Linked DNA regions of Homo sapiens: region 1 is linked to region 2. The links are chromatin loops, found by intact Hi-C in ENCODE. Cell type or tissue: dorsolateral prefrontal cortex. All regions are shown on one strand. Links, peaks and the distances in the headings refer to the core of each region. The heading gives the core; the rest is flanking DNA.

Evidence for each region. Hi-C counts contacts between places; a loop is a spot of excess contacts. Peaks named below come from ENCODE experiments on the same cell type or tissue, not always from the same donor. Only the 100,000 strongest peaks of a DNase experiment are listed, where the experiment ranks them.
Region 1: a loop joins it to region 2, with 2.5 times the contacts of the local background. A loop is called at or near these places in 10 of 110 quality-filtered maps.

What each region holds. Positions count from the first base shown.
Region 1 is chr4:164,776,762-164,782,144 of GRCh38, reverse strand. All of the region lies in intron 2 of SMIM31 (small integral membrane protein 31), which reads right to left. Among named protein-coding and RNA genes, the nearest start is that of SMIM31, 25 kb to the right of the region's middle. In dorsolateral prefrontal cortex, for the core only: CTCF peaks have their summits at 2,023 and 2,222 (motif pointing left); a DNase peak (open chromatin) is centred at 2,184.
Region 2 is chr4:164,941,742-164,947,124 of GRCh38, reverse strand. It overlaps the pseudogene NACA3P. Among named protein-coding and RNA genes, the nearest start is that of FAM218A, 13 kb to the left of the region's middle. In dorsolateral prefrontal cortex, for the core only: no CTCF peak of the experiment used is centred there; no DNase peak of the experiment used is centred there.

The DNA.
Region 1 (5,383 bases), core at 198-5,197, 170 kb after region 2:
CTAATTCTGTATTTTTGGTAGAGATGGGGTTTCTCCATTTTGGTCAGGCTGGTCTCGAACTCCCGACCTCAGGTGATCCACCCGCCTCAACCTCCCAAAGTGCTGGGATTACAGGAGTGAGCCACCATGCCCGGCCCAAAATTCACTTTTTAAGGTAGATAGGCCCATGAGTTTTGATAAATGCACAGACAAATGTATCACGCATCATCAAGATGTGGAACAAGATTCTGGCTTGTGCAATTCCCCGTGCTACTCCTTTGTAGTCAAATCTTCTTCCTGGCCTTAATGCCTGGCAGCCACTGTGCTGTTTTCTGTTTCTGCGGTTTGGCCTTTTCCACAATGTTACATAGGTGGAAGCATCCACTATGTAATCTTATGAAGTTGGCTCTTTTTGCTTGGCACAGTGGGTCTCACCTGGGAAAAACCTTGGCCTCTCCAGGGGACATTTGGCAGTCTCTGGAGACATTATCGGTTGCCACAACGAGGTGGGTTGGGGAAGTGCAACATGGATCTAGTGGGAAGAGGCAAGGAGGCTGCTAAAAGTCCTCCTATGCTTAGGACAGCCCCCTACAACAAAGAATGATCTGGCCTAAAACAATAATGAGGTTGAGAAACACTAACTTAGCAAAACACATTTGAGATTCATTCATATTGTTGCATGTATCAATAGTTTGTTTCTTTTTTATTGCTTAATAATATTCTGGTTTATAAATGTATTAGAGTCTGTTTATTCATTTACCTGCTAAAGGACATTTGGGCTGTTCTCATTTTTTGGCAATTGTGAATAATGGTATAAACATTTGTGTAAATGTTCTTGAGTGAAGGTAAGTACTGGGAGTAGGATTGTTTGGTCCTTTGGTAAGCATATGTTTTATCTTTGTAAGAAATTCCAAACTGCTTTCCAAACTGGCTGTACCATTTTGCGTTCCCACCAGCAACATATGAGAATTCCAGTAGTTCTTCATCTTCAGCAGTACTTGGTATTGTGTGTGTGTGTGTGTGTGTGTGTGTGTGTATGTAAATGTAGTATATGTAGGGCCAGGAATGGTGGCTCACACCTGTAATCCCAGCACTTTGAGAGGTGGAGGTGGGACAATTGCTTGAGGCCAGGAGTTTGCGACCTGCCTGGGCAACATAGCAAGACCCCTGTCTGTACCAAAATTAAAAAATAGCCGGGTGTGGTTGCATGTGCCTCTAGTCCTAGCTACTAGTAGGCAGAAATAAGAGGACTGCTTTAGCCCAGGAGTTTGAGGCTTCAGTGAGCTATGATTGTGCCACTTTACCTAGCCTGGGTGACACAGCAAGTCACTGTCTTTAAGAAAAATAAAAATTAAAAAAAGTAGTATATATATTTAAATTTTAGTCATTCTAATAGATGTGTAGTAGTATCCCATTATGGTTTTAGGTTTGTCTGGTTTTGGCTAATTTTTAGAATTTTAGAATTTAATGCACATTTTCTGAGATTTCAAAAATAGTATTATAAAAACAGTGTTTGATAATACACACAGTTATTAATGCCTTTGTAGGCATTCATTCTGTTCTTCCTCATTGTAGAGCTACTGATCCTTTTACAGCTTCTATTTTAAAATAATCCAGTTTACCAGTATTAGGATTCATTGATCTACAAAGGCCTTCAGGACACACCTGGCCTAGGCCCCTGCCTACTACATGGATTTTGAGAAAAAGAGAAGAAGCTATTCGTTTTTTGTTTGTTTTTTGAGATGGAGTCTCGCTCTGTCACCCAGGCTGGAGTGCAGTGGCGCAATCTCGGCTCACTGCAACCTCCACCTCCCGAGTTCAAGCAGTTCTCCTGCCTCAGCCTCCCGAGTAGCTGGGACTACAGGCATGCGCCACCACGCCTGGCTAATTTTTTGTATTTTTAGTAGAGACGGGGTTTCACCATGTTGGCCAGGCTGGTCTTGATCTCCTGACCTTGTGATCCACCCGCCTTGGCCTCCCAAAGTGCTGGGATTATAGGTGTGAGCCACCGCGCCCGGCCACTATTCCTATTTTTAAATATGATTAAGGGATTATCTGGAAGAGTTGCATGCATTGCTCACAGTTCACTGGGGAAAAAGACAAAGCTTTGGCATTCCCAGTGTTTAGCATGGTGGCTGGTGTGAAATTAGTTTTACACAGGCAGCACCGGGACACAACAGAGCAAAATTATTTTTCTTGGATTCGGGTGTTTGTCAAACATTGCCGTCTACTGGCTGGCTGCTGCAATTACTTCTAAGACATGCCAAAAAACCAGTTTGTTGCCTGTTCTCAAAATTTGCTGTCTCCACCTCTAACAATCCATATTAAATAGATTAATAATCCTTCTTTTAAAGCATAACTTTATTGATTCCTCTATATCCCTAAATATGTGTGTCAGGAACATTGATGCAGAGAGGATATTTTGATTTCATTTAAAACAAGCCTGAAATTTGCCCTGGTAAATAATGAACAGTCTCATTCCATGCAAGTTTGTGGCTTTCAGTTGAGATAAATAGGAAGACCTCAGTCTCACTTATGGCCATGTCTTCTTAATTTTGGACAATTTGGTTTATAAAGGCAGAAGAGTCATTGTATTCAGAGATAACAGAAAAATTGCAAAAAAAAATTGCTGACTTTTCCATGACAAAAATTTGCAGAAAAATAACTTTAAAACTATGTGAAATAATAGAAAGTCTACAGATTGGCCACTAATCTCAGTTTGGTCTTTTGCTAATAGGGGCTTTCCTCACTTTTACGAAGAAGAAGCAGAAGCTTCCAATTCAGGATCCAGACATTTTGGCATTTTTTTCCTAACAATTTAACTGGAAACCTTGGTGCCTGTGGCCTTTGGCACCCGCAGAACTATGTTGTGAAGTATTAGCTCAGCATGCCCAATAGTTTAGCCACACGCTACGGAAATAGCTGCGGTGACCAAAATGTAAACCCACCTCTAATTACTGAAGAATTAGAAATGAACACAGTCTTCATGACATTCTCTAAGACTACAGTGTTTTAGGCATACATACCCGAATGTTGAACTTCTCTGCGACCAAAAGACATTTAATTTATGTTCAATCAAACCTAGTTAATTACAAACACAACTTTAAGGTAGTTAAAGAAACCCTCAGTTGAAAAAGATGTAGCTGATGCGCTGGAGTTTTTTTTTTTTTTCCTGTTTAGTGGATTCCATTCTCAATATTATTTTACATTTTTTCCAGGTTGAGAGGCCATTTTTAATTCACAAAGAGTTTATGGTTATAGTAAACATGGCGGATCATCAGTATCTGTCTATGTTTGTTCAAGGATACCTGAATTTAGATATGAGGGTTAACTTGGCAACTTGCCCATGATCACACAGTTAATTCTGAGTCAGTTCCCATCTTCACACTCACCCCTGTCTTAGGCATGTGGATGGAGAACCTGAGCCATGATCATGCTCACCGAGCTCTTCCTGCCTCTTCCTCTCCTTGGGCACATTGCTTCTGGGAATTTCATTTTCCTTATCTCCAAAGTAGACATAGCATTACTTCCCTGCTTTACAATGTGGTCATAGGGATGAAAGGAGGCTTAAATATGTTAAGTGCTTGGCAGACAGTGAACACTCAAAATATTATTTTTGTGCTATAGATATCGTCAGTTCTTATTTTGCAGACAACCCAAATTGTGTACCAAGGGAATAAATTTTTCATCGAGTCATCACATATAACTCCCTAAATGTGTGCTGGTACTATCAAATCATTTTGTATATTATTAGAGGTGTGTATTAAACTTTTGTTTTGTGCTTAATGTTGATTTTGGAGAAGAATGAGGTGGCATTGCAAAATAAAATTTTTTTTTTTAATCTGTTTACCTGGGTACAAATTTGTAGCTTCCCTACTTGATTTTGCCTCACTACTCTTGAGTGCTGAAAGGTTTATGTTTATTTATTTATTTATTTTTAAATAGAGATGAGGTCTCACTATGTTGCCCAGGCTGATCTCAAACTTCTGGGCTCAAGCCATCCTCCTGCCTTGGCCTCCCAAAGTGCTGGGATCACAGGCGTAAGCCACTGCATGTGGCCAGGTTTATGACTTTGACTCTGGTTTGTGAGGCCAGCTTTGAAAAAACGGTAGGGATCTTCTTAAACAACAAACATGCTTATTGCTGTCTGATTAATATAGAATCACAGCAGTGGCAATTTTTCTTTATGAACCGATATCTTTCTGTGCTGTAGTGCTGTAGGGCCTTTGGCCACATTGACACAGTTGGACAACAGCAATATATGTAATATCTAAATGAATTCTTAACAGACATCAAGTTTTAAAACCTAAGACTTTCTAAAATTATAAAGTCGATTCTAACCTGGACTGGGGATCTGCCAGCCTTGGGCTTACTTTCTCTAAAACTCTGTGCATCATGGACGAAGTCACCAAGACTGTTCACCTGGCAGTTACAGCTATTCTGGAAGGGAGTGTCTGGCATGGGGATGCTGGATAGCTACTGCTTGTCAAGAGGCTGGACACACCTTTGATGAAGGATCATTACCTTCCCAGAACATCCTTATAATTCCCTGATGGGTCACTTACATTTTATCACTTCCTACTGGTCATTACACCAGACAACTTTCAAAGACAGGGCCTAGTGTGCAGGTGGACAGCAATATGATTCAGGCAGGAAAGAGCAGCTACTGCCGCGTCACTATGTGCTACCTCTAGAGATATAAAGAGACTGTTATACTAATCTCTTCTAAACTGATACTGCAGCTTCACAGTGGTGAATTTAAAAACTAAAGAACAACGAAATAGGTGCAAAATGATTCTATATAATTTAAGAAAATACAAGGAAGCAGTGGTCTGGGTAACACAAAAAATGGAAATATACCACGCCATTTATATTTGACTTTGGCATGCAGAATATAATTTCTTCTGCCCTGAGGGCATGCCTATCCTGGTCATGTTTTGTTTGACAGACATTAAAATCTGTTTTCAATTCATGAATATATCAAACCTGAACATTACAGAAAGTTGATCAAATATACATTGAAGACCATCATGAAAAGCCTGTCTACATTGATTTGTGTTATTCTGAATTAATTTGTGCTTCATGTCACTGAGTTTTCAAGAAGGAGGTTTATGAATAGCCCATATATCATCTTTTTGCGTAAATCAGCCTGTGATTCTGCTCATATACAAGTCCATGAGATCCTAATGAGTATTTCTGAGGATTTTAGATTTAGTGTAGCATTATAACAATACCTGCCTCATAGGCCTAATCTTAGGATTAAATTATTAATATAGATAAAGCAACATGAACTATTATTAGGTAAAAAGTGGTAGGAAGAGCTATAGAATGAGTAAGATGATGTATAATGCTCATGAAATGTGAAACTCATATGTTGAGCTTCTCTAAAGAAATAAGCTCTAGG
Region 2 (5,383 bases), core at 163-5,162:
AATAAAATAAAATAAAATAAAACAAAAAGCTGAGTCTTATTGTCTCTCTGTCATTGTCCCCAAGCCAGACCAGCTTCTCTCTTACTCTCATTTTTGAACCTCATCTTTCACTTCTGCTATATCTAGAAACTCTAAAATCCCTTGTGGGCAGGGCACAGTGGCTCACGCCTGTAATCCCAGAACTTGGCAGGCCGAGGTGGGAAGATCACCTGAGGTCGGAAGTTTGAGACCAGCCTGGCCAACATGGTGAAACCGGGTCTCTACTAAAAATACAAAAATTAGCTAGGAGTGGTGGCAGGCACCTGTAATCCCATCTACTTGGGAGGCTGAGGCAGGAGGATCACTTGAACCTGGGAAGCAGAGCTTGCAGTGAGCTGAGAGGCTGCCATTGTGCTACAGCCTGGGCAACAAGAGTGAAACTGCATTTATTTATAAATAAATAAATAAAATCCCTTGTGTCCTCCTCTTTCTTCTTCACACTTCACACAAATCTCCCCCACATTCTTTTTCTACTCCAACTCCATCTGGCTTCCAGGCCTGACTCCTCTATGGCCACACAAATCTCCCAAGTTCAGACGAACTAAATTAGTGGCAAGAGCAAGGCCAGGCATTATGGTTTCAAGTTCTAATATTTTGGGGTCGCTGACCACAAGCACAACTGGTCCTTCCCCCTCGCTCTCAACTATTGCATCCTCCTCTGACCTCGCCTACCTTATCTACTCCACTGGCTAGGTCTCTGCAAAGTGAATTTCCTAAGCACTTCCTCAATATAGCCTCCTATTCCACCCTGGTGTGTCGGAGTGTCGCCATTTTGTCCAGGGTGTCCAATGTAGCCTCCTATTCCACCCATTTTCGTCCTCATGGACTGTGAGGAGAAGTCCTCGCAGGATTGCTCCATGCGCAGCCTGAGCCTCCGAGGTCTTCCCCAACGCATAACGTGGCCCACGGCGCCTGCTCCTTCCCCGAGTCTCTGCTCACCTGCACCTGTGGTCGGAGGGGCGCTTTCCTGATATCAAATCCCCACTTGGGTCCAGACTCTGTGAGTATTCAGGAGCAGCCCTTAAATTTCCAGATGTTGGGGTGATTCTCTCAGCACCACTGCCAACTAAGAATGGCTGCTCCTGTCTTGCAGGTCAGTCGTGTCCGTCTTGGTCCAGGTCAGAACAGCAACACAGCACAGCCTCTCCATCCACCCGAGAGTTCTGAATCTGGCGCCTTCAGAGCTTATAAGCCTGTGGAGAGTTTCCTTTCTGTTCCCTTATTGGACAGACTCTGGATGCAATTAGCGTCTGGCCAACGACCGGCTCTGATGAACATTTCCCACCTTCTTCTCTGATTGCATTTTCAGCCTGGGAGATGTGGTGAGTGAGGAGAACGTGAGGAGACTAAAAGTGGAAGATTGGATTTCCTTGTCTCTCAGTAGTCCATTGAAACTCCTCTAACTTAATCAGTGATTTGGTCCTGGGTTAATTGAATATTGGAAATATTTTCGTCTTGTTTTTCTCAGGCAGGCAGATGTAGGATTTGTTGGCTAACGTTGGCCTTTTCCTTCTCAGGCAGTTTTAATTCTCTTTGTCCCTTGAAGGAAGTGCTTCCAGAGTCGGTCCTTGCCTCTTTGTTTTCTGTATTCCCAAACTCATTCCAGCATTTTCAGCCTCCACAGTCTCAGACATAGCAGACAAACTGCTGGCAGAGACATTTATATGCTATCTGCTCATTCTGTAGGTGGGGGCTTTGTAGGAGTGTGGAGAGTGGAGGCGCTATGTCTGGGCAGTGCCGGGCAGCTGTAGAGTAGGCTTCCCTAGGTGGGATGATTCAGACGTTTCCTGTGCGGTACCTGGGTTATAGTTAAAAGAAATCTCCCTGGTGACTCTGGCAGTTTGTGAGATCCTTGGCAATGTCATCCATAGCAAATGGTTTCAGCTACTATCTGCATGGGGACAATGTCCAAGTCAGACCCCATCTGAGTTAGGATCTTTGTATTAATATACACAGTGTCTGCCTGTCATCCCATTCACTGACAGATATTTGCTCACATATTCTTCGAGTGCTAGCTGTCTATGGACTCTGACGGAAAGCCTGGCACACAGGGATATGGTACCCTCCTCAGCGGCAGGAAGCTGCAGTGCAGAGGAAAGAGAGAAAAGCAATGCAATGATGGCGTGGCCTCCTCTTCATGGGACTCCATTTACTAAAAGGAGAGAATACGAATATTCTTTTGTCAGGAGCACAAACACATACACTGCAGAAGGATTTGATGGAAATATTTTAAAGAGTAAATATGTGTGCTGTATAGGAGAGAACACCCTACTTGGCAAAATAGTTACACAGTGCCTTGCTGTCATCTATTTGCCTTCCAAATGATAATTGCTCTCAATGGCTTCTTGTAAATGTTCCCAAATGGTCTAGGCATATACAACCCCTCCCCCACCCCGCCGGGCATTTATATGAGTAGGGGTTATGTATAGAACACTCCTTGTTAACCTACAAATAGAAGCTACTTGCATATTCTACAGCTGCCCGCCATTCGTTTTTGTCCTATATCACTATATATACTTCAGGCTACTTTAAAATGGATTACCAAATTTAAGGAAAATCTTCTACAGGAAGTACTATAAATGAAATGGATGTTCTGAACCACCTGTAGGGCATCCAGTCTTCTAGGTTGTTTCCCACAATATACTTGGCCCTCTGGTTTGTTCCTAGAGAACAGCTAGCATTACTTCATTATTAACCATGATTCATGCACTACTTCACCTAAACATTCAATGGAACCTATGCATTAGAACTGAGAAGTAGTGATAATTGCCTCCTATACAAAGCAGAAGAAAGTGAGTCCTAGAATGGGTAATTCATCCAAAGTTGTTGACTCTTCTATCACTTCTCCATCCTCCCATAGCATCCTGTATACCCTTTTGTGTCACCATCAAAACACTTCTGATAACTTTCTTTCTTTCTTTTCTTTAATTTTATTTTACTTTAAGTTCCGGGTTACAAGTGCAAAATATGCAGGTTTGTTACATAGGTGTACACGTGCTATGGTGGTTTCCTACACCTATCAACCCATCATCTAGGTTTTTTTTTTCCAACAAGAAGCCATAACTTTATTTATGATAGAAACAGTACAAATTTCAAACCAAGCTGCAGTTACTCCTTTGAGACACCAAGAAAAGTTGCTTTCAGATGGTTACATTGTTAATTCCATAATGGCACTTACAATATCATTACTGTTGTTCTTCAGGGCATGGACTGCCTTTGCTCTCCACACATTTGCTTGTGACATGACCAATTCTATGTCCTTAACTTCTACACCTGTTTCATCGACCTCTTCTTCTTCACTCTCCTTTTGTACAGTTGGAGTTTGTGTGTTTTCTTGAATGTTTGAGACAGCTTCACCTTGAACATTGAATTTCTCAGCAGCTGCTAGTTGTGCTTGCTCAGATAAATCTTCGATCTTGGCTTCCCCAGAAACTATGTAGGTATCCAAAGCAGGGCTCTTGCAGACATTTGGTTTTGTGATGACAAAAAGGATATTCTTAGATTTCCGGATAGCGACTCTAGTGACTCCTGTAACCTGTCGAAGACCCAGTTTGGACATAGCCTTCTGTGCCTTCTTTTCACTCCAAATCTGTTTTGCTTTACTGACTGGCTCTTCATCAATTTCAGCTGCTGCCACCAGCTGGGCTTCTTGTGTGGACGTCTGGGTGGAATCCTGTTCTTCAGGCTCTGGTACTGATTCATCACTGTCAGATTCTGTTCCAGACCCTGTCTCAGCCTGCGGCTGCGGCAACTCCTGCTCTGTAGCAGGGACGGTTTCTGTGGCTTCACAGGGCATTTTGTGCAGGGAACGAGGAACCAAGATGGTGGCAGAAAGAGAGTGAGCCAATCATCTAGGTTTTAAGCCCCGTATGAATTAGGTATTTGTCCTAATGTTCTCCCTTTGCTTGCCCCTCACCCCCTGACTGGCCCTGATGTGTGTTGTTCCCCTCCTGTGTCCATGTGTTCTCATTGTTCAACTCCCACTTTTGATTGAGAATATGTGGTGTTTGGTTTTCTGTTCCTGTGTTAGTTTGCTGAGGATGATGGCTTCTAGCTTCATCCATGTCCCTGCAAAGGACATGATCCCATTCCTTTTAATGGCTGCATAGTATTCCATTGTGTATATGTAGCGCATTTTCTTTCTTTTCTTTTTTTATTTTTTTTTACGGATTTTCACTCTTTCGCCCAGGCTGGAGTGCAGTGTCGTGATTTCTGCTCACTGCAAACTCTGCATTCTGGGTTCAAGCGATTCTCCTGCCTCAGCCTTCAGAGTAGCTGGGATTACGGGCACCCGCCACCACACCTGGCTAATTTTTGTACTTTTAGCAGAGACGTGGTTTCACCATGTTGGCCAGGCTGGTCTCGAACTCCTCACCTCATGATCCACCCACCTCGGCCTCCCGAAGTGCTAGTATTATAGGTGTGAGCCACCGCACCCAGCAATATACCACATTTTCTTTGTCCAGTCTATCATTGATGGGTATTTGGGTTGGTTCCATGTCTTTGCTATTGTAAATAGTGCTGCAATAAACATATGCGTGCATGTATCTTTATAATAGAATGATTTCTATTTTTCTGGGTATATGCCCACTAATGGGATTGATGAGTCAAATGGTATTTCTAGTACTAGATCCTTGAAGATCTAGTCTACACTGTCTTCCACAATGGTTGAACTAATTTACATTCCAACCAACAGTGTAAAAGCATTCCTATTTCTCCATAGCCTTGCCAGCATCTATTATTTCTTTTTAAATGGGCCATTCTGACTGGTGTGAGATGGTATCTCATTGTGGTTTTGATTTGGATTTCTCTAATGACCAGTGATGTTGAGCTTTTTTTCATATGTTTGTTGGTGGCATAAATGTCTTCTTTTGAGAAGTGTCTATTCATATTCTTCGCCCAATTTTTGATGGGGTTGTGTTTTTCTTGTAAATTTGTTTAAGTTCCTCATAGATTCTGGATATTAGACCTTTGTCAGTGGGTAGATTGCAGAAATTTTCTCCCATTCTGTAGGTCATCTGTTCGCTCTGATAATAGTTTTTGTTGTTGTTGTTTATTCTGTGCAGAAGCTCTTTAGTTTAATTAGATCCCATTTGTCAATTTTGGCTTTTGTTGCAATTGCTTTTGGCATTTTTGTCATGAAGTCTTTGTCCGTGCCTATGTTCTGAATGTTATTGCTTAGGTTTTTTTTTTTTTTAAGGGTTTTTATAGTTTGGGGTGTCACATTTAAGCCTTTAACCCATCTTGAGTTAATTTTTGTATAAGGTATAAGAAAGGGGTCCAGTTTCAGTTTTCTGCATATGGTTAGCCAGTTTTCCCAGCACCATTTATTTTTATTTTTATT